Regions from separate parts of the Mus musculus genome. Here regions 1 and 3 are each linked to region 2. Evidence: chromatin contacts called from ENCODE Hi-C data. All regions are on one chromosome and are shown on one strand. The core of a region is the stretch at or near the end of the contact, and the rest is flanking DNA. Distances in the headings are between cores, read along the strand shown. Region 1 holds the start of Calm3 (calmodulin 3). Region 2 holds the start of Kcnn4 (potassium intermediate/small conductance calcium-activated channel, subfamily N, member 4). Region 3 holds the start of Gramd1a (GRAM domain containing 1A).

Region 1 (3,895 bases), core at 175-2,674, 7.4 Mb after region 2:
CATTTACAGAAAGACTATATTCTCCCAGTCTCTCCCTCCCCACCAAAAAAAAAAAAAAAAAGTTTTCTGACCCTAGAAGTTCTCTCTCTCTCTCTCTCCCCCCACCCCCCTTCTCTGTCAGTTCTTGCCCTGGAGTGTCGATGCATGCCTTTGATTCTGAAGGCCAACCAGGGCTCAGGGCTACACAGTCTCAATAAATAAATAAATAAATAAATAAATAAATAAATAAAGGAAGGAAGAAAATGCCAACTCCCATCCTATACGAGGGCTCTGTACAGTAATGTACAGTATATACACTATGGTATACAATACAGTTGTCTCAGGTGCCCTTAGCAACAGTTCTTTTTCTTTCTGTGCCTGGAATCCCTAGAATAAGAAGTGAGTCACACTGTCTAGGTGACAAGAGAATGGTTGAGAAGTGTGATGTCACCAGCACAGCCCGGCACCAGATCTGTGCAGACAGCAGTGCCCAATTCATGTTTAATTGGCTGAATGAGTGAATGAATGAATGAATGAATGAAAACATTCTGCATCCAGAGATTGTTCTGGGTACAGATCCTGAGATCAAGAGTCAAGTCCAGATCCCCACATGTTGCTTTTGTGCGTGTTTTAGATTTGTGTTTGTTTGTTTGTTTGAACTTATTTATACAGCGCGCATGTGGAAGTCCGAGGACAATTCTTTGTGGAAGTCTGTTCTCCAAACCACCACGTGAGTTCCGGTGATCGAACTCACAGTTTCTAGCTTGCCTGCAAGCGCCTTCACCCACTCAGCCATCCCAGCAAATTGTACGCGTAGAGGGTGGAACCTTCAGGAGACCAGCGGAACCTTGAAGAGCCAACCACTGTGAAGAGCCGGTTCAGGCCAGGCTCCTAGACCCCACGATTTTGGATTAAACCATCTTGTATCTGCTCAAAGGGAGAGAGAAGAAAGTCCTTCTGCTTCTTCCCCCAACCCATTTTTATTTCCGAGCCATAGAGACAACGTATTTGCTTCTCCAACATCCACCCTGTTTCCGTCTTAGCCCCTCTATTCCTCGCGGCTCCACAGAGCCACACAGGTCGTGCTGCCCCCCGCACACCGCGCGGTGGCTCGCCCCAGTTTGACGCATTGCAGGGAAGGCCGGACCAATCGGAGTTGCGTTCTCATTTCCGCCACGAGGCGGGTCCAATAGCGGCGTGGCTCACACAGAGACGTGTCACTCTCCGTAAACCGGTGCCCTTCCGCCAGAGAGGAAAGCGGAGCGGATGCAAGGGGCCGAGAGCGCCGAGAGCGAAAGTAGTCCCCGCGGTGGGGAACGCGCGTGCGCGTGCCCGTGCGGCAGCAGATTCGCTGGGCTCTGTGGAAGGGGCGAGCCGCACGAGCCTGACGCGAAGGGATCCGTAGGAAGCCGCAGTGCAGCGGGAGCGCGCGAGCCGTCTGGGGCGGGGCCGGGCGAGGCGGGGCGCGCGCGGCGGCCGTTGAGGGACCGTTGGGGCGGGCGGCGGCGGCGGTGGCGCGCGCTGCGGGCAAAGAGTGTGGAGGCGCGGACGCGCGGCGGAGCTCGAGCTGCTGCAGCTGCTGCCGCCGCCAGAGTAACCTCGATCCCCGAGCTCCGGATACCGGTGCCTCGCCATGGTGAGTGAGGCGGCTGAAGTCGGGTGGAGACCCCCCCATCCCGGAGATGGCGAGCGAACCCTGGGAGGGAGAGGCCGGGCCCCTCGGGACCTCCCATGCGGCCCTTGGGACTTCTAGAAGCGGTTTTAGCAGCAGATGGAATTGGTAGGACCCCCAAACAGACAGTCTGAGGCTTCAAATGAGGAGCTCCAGGACATCCCCACCCCCGCCACCTCCCAGGCAGCATTCGGATCCCTCTCCGGGCGATTGGTTTTAGAATCACATCTACCCGGTCCCCGGGAGGAGGAAATAGGAAACGCCGGCGATGAAGGCTTTGGGTCCTGGAGGAATGCAGGAGGCTGCTCCTAGAGGGGTGGCTGTGGGTAGCGGAGAGGGGGACCGGTCGGTTCCTAGGGAGTGTTCTGCAGAGAGGATAGATGGGGATCCTGGGTCACTTGTGCACTGTAGACCCCGGTGGGGGAGGGGTCTCCAAGGACAAGCATTGCCAAGAGGAGGAGGAAGAGGAGAAGGGTCAGGTGCAGGCTGAGGTAAGGAGGAGCCCGAGGTGGGTGGCAGCAGAGGCTAGAAGATGCTCTTGGAGCCTGTGAGGACCCAGAAGGGGACTGAGGAGAGTTGGGGGTCGCAGAAATGTTTTTAAAGGAGTGGGGATGTGATCACGGGTAGTGTGGGGAACCAGGGAGCCTTGTGGAGAACTTGGTTGGGGGTAGCTAGGAAGGATTCTGAGGTCTAGGTTGTTGCACTAGAAAGAGAGGTTGGGGTTTGTAAGGCGTGTTTTGTTTGGGTCAGAGAAAAAACGGGGTTTCCAAGGTGAGGGCTAGGGAAGGACTTGAGTTTGGGTGGTGGGGGTGAGGTTGGACAGCCTTCTAGAGAAGTGTAGGAGACAATGAATGGTGGCTGAGGTAGGACTAGGTTTAGAGGTGGGTGTCTCCGGGGAAAGGTCCCGACACAAAGGCTGATGACTCGGGCTTGGTCATGGGCTGCAGCAGAGGACCTGAAGGAGTAGCTGTGTGCTCCCTTTGCCTTGGCAAGAATGGGGCTGGGCCAGGCTGAAGGCACTGAGGCAGTGGGAGCAGGTGGGCGGAGTTGTTCAGGGCCCTATTGCGCACTGAAGCTGCATGATACAGGACTGGGGTCAAAGTTTGGGGTGCATCAAATGATGGCTAAGCCAGGAAGCTTGGCCCCCTCATTGTCCCTTCCAGGCTAGGAGGGCTGCCTTTCTCCTCCAGCTTCATGCACCTGCTTCTCCTCACTGTGCCAAATGACAGCGCAATACAGTACCGTTTGGGTCAGTGACAGATGCCCAGTTCCATCCCTCAGGGCGGGGGCTGCAGTGCTTGTCCAGAGAAGACCTCCAAGGACCCTCTCGTTGACTCAAGGGCCACTTGTTCTTTCCAGGCCTCTTCCCCAGCGCCCAAAGCTAAAGCTTCTAGAAGCAAAATAGATTACTTCTCCTCTGGTCCTGCCACCCACAACACCCCCAGCCCTCCCCACCATCCCCCCTCCCCCAGCCTCAGGCTGGGAACCGCGTGCACCACCCTCCCTGGCAAAGCTGGGGAGGACAGGCAGCCGCCACCACGTATCAGATCTCATACTGCTGACACAGACCTGAGGGCTCTTCTTGCCGCCACCCCATTCCCCCCGCCCCCCAGCAGAACCTTGCTAAAGGGGCCCTACAGCTTGGGCAGCTGCCAGCAACCCCCACTCCCCACCTCCAAAGGAGGGTCCCAGCTTTGGCCCTGACCAGGTTTTCTCTTCCTGTTTGTATCCAGCAAGGTGTGGAAGGAAGAGTCCCTGGTAACTGGCCCTGGACTTTGGCCTGAGCTCTGTGGCTCCTCCTTGGCCCTGGGTGAGGGGCCCTGGCCTTGGTTTCTGAGCTCATTTAACATTGCTTTCTGGCACCTGCTGGGGGCTGGGGCAAGCCTGAGAAATAATCCCCTCTTCCCTCCTCACCTCAAGCTGATTTGGCTTGTCCAGCCCCTCTCTGGAGCCTGAGATGAAGGTTTGGAAAACTGGAGACAAGTGGCTTATTGTGCGGTGAAAGCTAACGATCTAAGCTGGGAAGGGCCACCAGCGGCAGGCAGTCTTGCTTCGTAGGCCATCAGTTTCCCAGGCCAGCAGCCCTGCTGTGGTATCTGCGGCCTTTCCTTGGTGGAGCAGGGGAAAGGGCTCCTGGATGTCAGGGAGAGTGTCTGACAGGCCCTCCACAGAGCCAGAGCCACGCCTATTTGCAGCAACCGTGACAGTGCCGCCTCTGCAGCTTCCAGCTCTTTGGGGAGAAGT
Region 2 (3,944 bases), core at 1,366-3,865:
GAGTGTTGTGATACATGGGGAAGTGGAGGCAGGTCACCCTCAGCTACCTAGCCAGTTCAAGGCCAGCCTGGGCTACCAGAGAGCTTGTCTCAAACAAGAGCTGCAAGGGTGCTAATGGCTACGTTTGAACAGATCGGGAAACTGAGGCTCAGAGAGCCTCATCCATTCCTTCAAGAATCACAGTCAGAGGAAAGGGCCTGGGCAGGTAGTGAAGAAGGAGAAATGAAGGATGAGAAAGACCCCCTGGCTCCTTCCCTTCTGCCTGGGCTCCCAGGTCCACACCTCTCCTACTGGGCGTGGTGCAGGAGCGTGGGAGCGCCGGGCAGGCCCCAGCCATGTTTCCTGTTGGCATGGCTCTGGACGGCCCCACCCCCTCGCAGTAGCTGCCCTCTCCTTGGCCACTTGGCTGAAGGAAGCTGGCCTGCCCTGACCCTCCATGTGCCTGCCAGTCTGTTACTCCACAGCGGCTGAGCACCGGGGCCGAGAAGTTCTCCCAAAGAATGTCCCACCTGCGGGCACGCAAACACACACACACACACACACACACACACACACACACACACACACACACACACACCACACACACACACACACACACACACACACACACACACACACACACACACATCTCCTGTCCCAACTTTTCTGTTGAACAAGCAAGTGTGCTGCCCCCTCAAACCACACACCCAACCTTGCCCTCCATCTCTCTTCTGCCACAAGTCTGACCAGGGTGGGAATATCCCCAGGGCTTGTTAAGACCTGCCTGTACTCCCTGGTCTTCCAGAGGTCGATTGATAGCTCTCTTGTGTGTGTTCTCTCCGTCCCCCACCTTGTTTGGATTTATTTCAGTTTTTGAGATAAGGTCTGTGTAGCCCAGGCTAGCCTCCAACTCAGTATGTAGCTTAGGCTGGGCTTAACCTTCTGATTCTCTTGCCTGCCGCCCCCCCCCAGCCTCCCTCCCCTGACTTCTCTAGTGCTTGGATCCATTGCCTGGTGAGATTTTTTGAGGCTCTTCCTGCAGACTCTTGAGCCTGAACCCCAAGTCTCCTCTTCCACAGGGATGAAGGATTTCAAACCACAGTAGACCACTATCTGGTGAGTGGTGCCTTCTGGGGGTAATGGCACTTCTGTATGGTAAGGGTGGGGTGAAGGCTCCACTCCCCACAGTCTCCTCTGTCAGTTACTTCAGAGCACTGCCTGGTGGCACTGGGTAAATGGCAGTGGCTAGATAAGGAGCAAGGAGACGCCTAATGACAACGTCTTTCTCCCTTGCCAGCCCTCCCTTCACCAGAGCTAGGCTATCAAGGATCAGCCTTGTATGGGCCTCAACAAGGCCCAGACCCCCAGTGGTCTGTCTGATAACACTTACCCAAAGGCTAACACTGAGAACTGTCTCCCATGTGTGCGTACGTGTGTGTGCGTGTGTGTGTGTGTGTGTGTGTGTGTGTGTGTGTGTGTGTAGGTTGGGGGGAGCTGGGGGGAGGACGATATCACACTAGCTCAGGTTTCAGGGGTACAGACCCCCCATCTACCTCCATCACATCCAGGGGTCCAGACCCAGCCTTCTTCTCTTAGACCTTAAGAAGTGTAAGACCTCAGTTCTCCTCCCTTAGACCCAGGAGTCCAGACCAGCTCTCTTCTCCCACACCCAGGGGTGCAGACCCCAACCTTTCTCCCTCACACCCCAGCTCTCCTCTCTTCTTCACACCCCGGGGTGGAAGATGCCAGCCTTCCTCCCTCATGCCCAGGAGTATAAGATCTCCTAGCTTTGCTCTCTAACACTCAGGGGTGTAAGACCCCAGTCCCCTTCCCTCACACTCAGGGGTGCAGACTCCAGCTCTCTTCCCTCAGATCCAGGGGATCAGACCCCAGCCCTCCTCCCTCAGACCCAGGGGTCCAGACCCTAGCCCTCCTCCCTCAGACCCAGGGGATCAGACCCCAGCCCTCCTCCCTCAGACCCAGGGGTCCAGACCCCAGCCCTCCTCCCTCACACCCAGGGGTGCAGACCCCAGCCCTCCTCCCTCACACCCAGGGGTGCAGACCCCAGCTCTCTTCCCTCAGACCCAGGGGTGCAGACCCCAGCCCTCTTCCCTCAGACCCAGGGGTGCAGACCCCAGCCCTCCTCCCTCACACCCAGGGGTGCAGACCCCAGCTCTCTTCCCTCAGACCCAGGGGTGCAGACCCCAGCCCTCCTCCCTCAGACCCAGGGGTGCAGACCCCAGCCCTCCTCCCTCACACCAGGCTCCCCGTCCCTTCCCTGCTCGGTGGAAGGCCCCACTCACCTTGCAGCCCAGGAACCACAACATCTCAGCGTGCAGAACCATGAGTCCGATGCCAGTTCCCGCCAGCACCAACGCCCAGCCGGCCACCCTCTTCTCCTGCTCCAGCAGGCGCTTTCTCCGTCTCAGGGCCCCCAGGCCAGTCACCAGCTCCCCGCCCATGGCCCCTGAGGTCTTGGGGCTCAGCCAGCTTCCTGCCCAGGGTCCCCCACCTCTCAGTACGCAAATGGCAGCCAGCTTGGCTTCCAGGCCAGCGGCCTGTTCTGCTCACTCTGGGACTTTTGCTGGAAGGCACAGCCTAGCCCTGTGCCCTCTGGGGAGTGGTAACTGCAGCAGGCAGGGCAGGGCGGGGAGGGACGGGGAGGTCCCTGGGTAGGGGGAGGCTGGCTATCCCATTCCCTTCTAAGACTAAGGAGGGGCTGGGGTGTGTCTTGTGGTCCCGGGCAAGGAAGAAGAGTTCATCCACGTGGGCAAAGACACACTGACACAATAGGTTGTGACTCTCCAACCGTTTGCACTCTGTGGTACACACCTAAAACCCCCACCACACCCAGACACCACAGAGCACCCTATGACAGACCGGAGACGGAGCCCAACACACCAGCACACACCACACAACCTCCACAGAAGTGACTCACACTCCTGAAAGTTCAGAAACCCACAGCCACACCCAGACACCACACACACACATGGTGTGACACACGCCAGCACTTAGCAGGGCAGCAGCGTCCCATTGCACACGGGGCCACCCAAAGGTTGAGCTCACGCAGTCACACATTCAAAGTGGGGCGGGGGAGGGGCTGGAAAGTCAGGCACAGCGAGTGAAAGTGAGCGCTCCTCTCCAGAGGAGTATAACTTCCGTTTCTAGCACCTACTTGCTGGGTGGGTGGCTTGAAACCACCTGTAACTTCAACTCCAGGAGATGACGCCCTTTTCCTGGTTTTTGGGAGCCCCTGACACATGTGGCTGATATTCACATACATGCATGCGCATAAAAAAAAATAAATCTTAAATGATAATTTTTAAGTGGGACCAGGGATGGAGTGCAGCTGTTAGTGGGCTCCTTTGAATCACAGACTCTCTGAGGTAGATCCCAGCATGGCATAAAGTGGGCAATGGTGCATGCCTGACTCTTGGTACTAGGAAACTGGGGCCAGGAGGATCAGCAGGTCTCAATCATTGTCAACTATGAGTTCAAGGTCTGCCTGGGCCACATGAGACCCTGTTTCCAAAACCAAAACCAAGTAAAACACTATAATATTCTACGATACAAAGAGCTAAGCATCAACGACCACACGGGACATGTACCAGGAGCCACACAAATACACAGCAGGTCTGAGCACACCAATTTGTAAGAATCACCAGGCACAACACACATGCGTCAACAGACACACAAGGGGGTGTGAATGTGAAACACAGAGAGATGCCCCATATGTGTAAACACCTGTGGTGGCAGACACTGTCATCCAGCGCCCAGAAAACAGGAAATGCACACTAGCTCACATCATTGTGTGTGGGACTCACACACACACACACACACACACACACCTGACATTGATCCTGACATACACTGGTGCACTTGACACTCTGCATACCTTAGCACAGAGAACAGTCAATGGAAGTGTGCAAGCAACGCCTACCCAGCGTTGGACATTCTAGGACATT
Region 3 (4,016 bases), core at 1,369-3,868, 6.8 Mb before region 2:
CTGTTGTGGCTCACAGGTGGGTGTAAAACATTCAAACAAAACTTCTTCAAAGAAAACCAACTTCTAGCCCAGGGAGACTGAAAACAAGAGGTTCAAGGACAAAGTATCAGCAAAGGAAAGAACCCGACAGACTGACCTTAAATAGAAAGAACTGTGTGCTGGGGTTTCTCCCCAGCTATGGATGCTGAGAAGGACCAAATGTTTAGGAAGCACAGCTCTGCCAGCACCAAAAAAGTCTCAGAAACAAGGATGATCAAGTGGGAGAGTCAAACTGTAGAAGGATACAATGGGAACTAGTTGTATCTTTCAACGATACTGAATACTGAGGCTGGCTTGTTGACTCCTGTGTTGTAGCAAAACCGCACAGGAGTGATCCACACAGACTTCAGGGCAATAGACAGGCAGAGACAAGAGGAGTAGGCACTTGGGCCTTTGGTGGTAAACGTTATAGTTTATCTGTTTTTAAAGGTGTATTTTTTAAATGCATCCTCATGAGCACCTGTGCACGTGCATGTGAGTGCCTGCAGAGGCCAGAGGAGGATACTGGATCCCCTGGCGCTGGAGGAAATGCTTACTGGGAACCTAACTCAGGTCCGTGGCCAAAGCAGAACAGTCCTTAAGCACCAAGCCAGCTCTTCAGCCCTGTTTGGTTTTTGAGACAGGCTCATGCTTTATTGTCTAGGCTCAGACTCATGGTCCTCCAGCTTCAGCCTCCAGAGGGCTGGAACAACAGGGTGTAACACCACGTGGGACTTAACACTAAGGGACTTAGTTAGCCCTTCCCCTCCCTCCTCTCTCTCCTCCTCTCTCTTTCTCTTTCTCTCTCCTTCCTTCCTTCCTTCCTTCTAGACTGTTTCCTGCATTACCTTGGCAAGTCCAAACTCTCTTTGTAGACCAAGCGGGACTAAAACTCACAGCAATCCTCCTGCCTCTGCCTCCCAAAGTCCTCTAATACCACATAAGCTTAACAGCTTAATTCATCTAAAACAAACAAACAAACAAAAATCCAACTAAAATGACCAACCACCCACAGAAGTCCTGAGTGATTTTTTGATATGCAAATTTGAGCACAATGGCCTTCCACTTAAATACTTTAATGACTTTCCATTGTCCTTAGAAACAATTCAGAACCTTTAACGAAATTAATGAGGCTTTTTATGCATACTGAACCTCTTATGTCTTATGGTGAGGACACAGATGGCCATTATACACTTTTATTTGAAATGAATATTCACTAAGTAAAAATGTAAAAATTTGTGCGGTTGGTGGTTCCTGCCTGTAATCCCAGCATTTAGGAGGCTGAGGCAAGTTCATAAATTCGAGCCCTGACTCAGCTACATACTGAGGTTTGAGGCCAGCCCAGGCTATATAATGATATCCAACCCACCCAAGCCCTCACCACCGAAGTAAATGTCTTTCTAAGAGTAAACAAGCTACGGACGTATAAAAAGAGCAACACAGAAAGATGGAAGGCAGCCATGCAAGAAGAGCGAGCTTCCTCCTGTGGAAGGGATAGCAGTGCAAAGGTCCTGAGGCCGGAGGCAGGTGGGATGAGCAGGGGGGTAGATTGACACCTGGGATAATCAACCAGGAGGCTAAGGAGGAACCAGTTAGACAGACAGGTGGAAGGGGCCCAATCAGGAGGGCTCTGGACACCAAGATGAGCACTTTTTTTTTTAAAACAAGGAATGAGGTGGAGCCAGGGTAGGGCTTGAAGCCAAGAGGCCTCTGGCCAGACTTGGCGATTCACAGGCTAGAGCTCTGGCTGTAAGTGGTAACAGAGCGGGATAGGAATGGAAACCAAACAAGGTGGGACTGGGCCTACTGTAGCTGGACAAGAGGCTGAAGGCCGAAGAGGGGTGGGGAGAAATCCCTGGGCTGGGTCCCAAAGCCAGAGGCTCGTTCACATTGTGTTCTCCAACAAGGACGACAACCACGCCTGGCTTGCAGAGGTGGGTGCAGGGCTGGCTGGCACAAGAACTCGTCCTACACTGCAATGTATGGTCATTTCCCGTCCTGAGGCTCGGCAGGCTTCCCAGTATCAAAAACGCTGATGAGCCCTGCCCCTGTGCTGTTCTGGGGGAAACCCCTTGCCTGGGAGCAGGGGGCTCCCCAGGCCTGAGGGACTTGCCCAAGCGCACACAGCACTGCTAGGAGCCGGGTGGGCTGGAATCTGACGTGGTCTGCACGATTAGGCTGGGGAAGTCTCCATACACACGCGCGCGCGGAAAAGTGAACGCTTCTAAGGCAGGAACTGAGGTTCTGAGGCTGGGTGGGGAGAACGGGAAGAGGCTTTCCACCCTCCAGCTGTGGTTCCCCGACCCCACCCCCAGACTTCCGCCCCAGGCCAGTTCTTCCCAGCATCAGCCTGTCACCCACCTCCATCCCACTTCTCAGAGACTCTTCTGGGTCCAGGGGAGAAGCCCAGGGTGTTTAAACTTGTTTGCTCATTTGTTTTGAAGACAAATTCTCACTCTGCATTCCAGTGGCCTGGAATTCATTATGTAGCCCAAGCTGGCCTCGAACTCATGCCAATCCTCCTGTCTCAGCCTCTGGGATGTGAGGCGTGCGCTATCACGCCCCGCCCAGGCTGCTCATTTTAAATAAAAATTTTCTTCTGTCTCCCAGCCGGACTCTTTCCCCAGCCATCCTAGGCCTAGGCCCGCGCTCGCGTCCATGTCCCCCTCCCGGCGGGGGCGGCGCCGTGACGCGCGGGGCGGGAGCAGGAAGGGGGTGTCGCTGACGCCGAGGCGGCCTCCGGCGGCTCCGGCCTTTTGTGCGGGTGGCAGGGTCCGGTGGAGGCGGCGGCCGAGGCAGGCGAGGCCCGGGAGGCCCATCTCAGAGCAGCCGGCCGGGTCCTGCCCTGCAGCCGGGGCGCCGCATCCATGTTCGAGTAAGCACCGGGCCTCGGGGTGGGAAGCGGGGACGGTGGTGCGATCGGGCTGCGGCAGAGGGCCGGAGCTGGGTTTCCAAGCTGGTGCATGTAGGAGCGACCCCGCTGGGGACCAGAAGGGGTACACGTGAGGGATTGCAACCTGGCGGCGAGACCCAAGATTGGGGCGTCACTACCGGCCTGGGACGCATATGGGCAGCGGGGAGCTCCTCTAGGCCCTGATCGTCCCCCTACGGGGAGCCCTGACCCAACACCCAGATGAAAGGGCCGCGAGCAGCCCCACCCCCCATCCCCATTACTGGGCAGGCCCCGCAGATCCTCCGGTCGGTGGTCCCCGTTTGTCGTGGGGGCTGGGGAAAAGGAGCTTCTTTGAGCCTGAGATCTCGGCGGGGTGGGGGTCGGGTGTGTTCTGCCCCCCTCCCGCCCCCGCCACTCCTGCCTGGTCACCTGTGCCTGCGGGTTTCCGTTTGTGATTGTGCTCAGCGTGGTGTGTGTGTGTGTGTGTGTGTATGTGTGTGTGTGTGTGTGTGTGTAACAGCTGGGATTCTTTGGGGCAATGTTGTGTGGCTGTCTGTATGTTATCTATCATCTTCTGTGTGATGGCTACCACCCAGGTCGAGTGCATCTGGTGCTCTTGGACCCACTGTGGTTGTGTGTGAGACGTGTCTCATTTTCTTTGTGGCACCGTGTGCAAATCACACATTCTGAGCTTGTGCCTCATTGTGACTTGTACAGCATTCCGCTTCAGTCTCTTGGCTGACTGTACCTATAATTCACCATGAATTACGTCTGTGAGTTACCTCCGTGAGCTCTCATTGTGATTTGAGTATGTGTGCATGTGGTTGGGGCTCAGCTGCTGTGCGCCTGACATCCACATTTGGATGTCTTTTGGTTCCGTGAACAAGTAGAAATTGCATGTGTCTACCGGTGACAGTGTGGTGTCACTGGGCCCTGTGGGTGGCTCACTTACCTCTGATTCCGTCTGTGGGAAAGTCCCAGTGTATCCAAATGTGGCATTGTTGCATGCCTTGGGTGTGTGTGGGAGATTGTCTCTGTCTCTCAGACCCTTTGTGGCTTTGTCTGTTGAAAGAGACAGAGACCCCTTGTGGTTTTCTCAGCTGAG

The links. A loop is a pair of places that touch in the nucleus more often than their neighbours do.
Region 1: a loop to region 2 is called in a map of T-helper 2 cell, with 6 times the contacts of the local background. The contact joins the promoter of Calm3 here to the promoter of Kcnn4 in region 2. A Hi-C loop is called at or near these places in 2 of 37 maps with a recorded cell type or tissue (T-helper 2 cell and regulatory T cell).
Region 3: a map of regulatory T cell shows a loop between it and region 2 (6-fold over the local background). The contact joins the promoter of Gramd1a here to the promoter of Kcnn4 in region 2. A Hi-C loop is called at or near these places in 2 of 37 maps with a recorded cell type or tissue (T-helper 17 cell and regulatory T cell).

What each region holds. Positions count from the first base shown.
Region 1 is chr7:16,921,561-16,925,455 of GRCm38, reverse strand. It overlaps Calm3 (calmodulin 3), which reads left to right and starts at 1,424. Exons shown (of 6, transcript NM_007590.3): 1 at 1,424-1,615. The coding sequence starts at 1,613. Gm45972 (predicted gene, 45972) reads right to left here and starts at 3,783. Exons shown (of 3, transcript NR_165470.1): 1 at 3,566-3,783; 2 at 2,894-3,041; 3 at 938-2,016.
Region 2 is chr7:24,368,934-24,372,877 of GRCm38, reverse strand. Kcnn4 (potassium intermediate/small conductance calcium-activated channel, subfamily N, member 4) reads right to left here and starts at 2,615. Exons shown (of 9, transcript NM_008433.4): 1 at 2,283-2,615. The coding sequence starts at 2,441.
Region 3 is chr7:31,149,773-31,153,788 of GRCm38, reverse strand. Gramd1a (GRAM domain containing 1A) reads left to right here and starts at 2,618. Exons shown (of 19, transcript NM_027898.4): 1 at 2,618-2,893. The coding sequence starts at 2,886.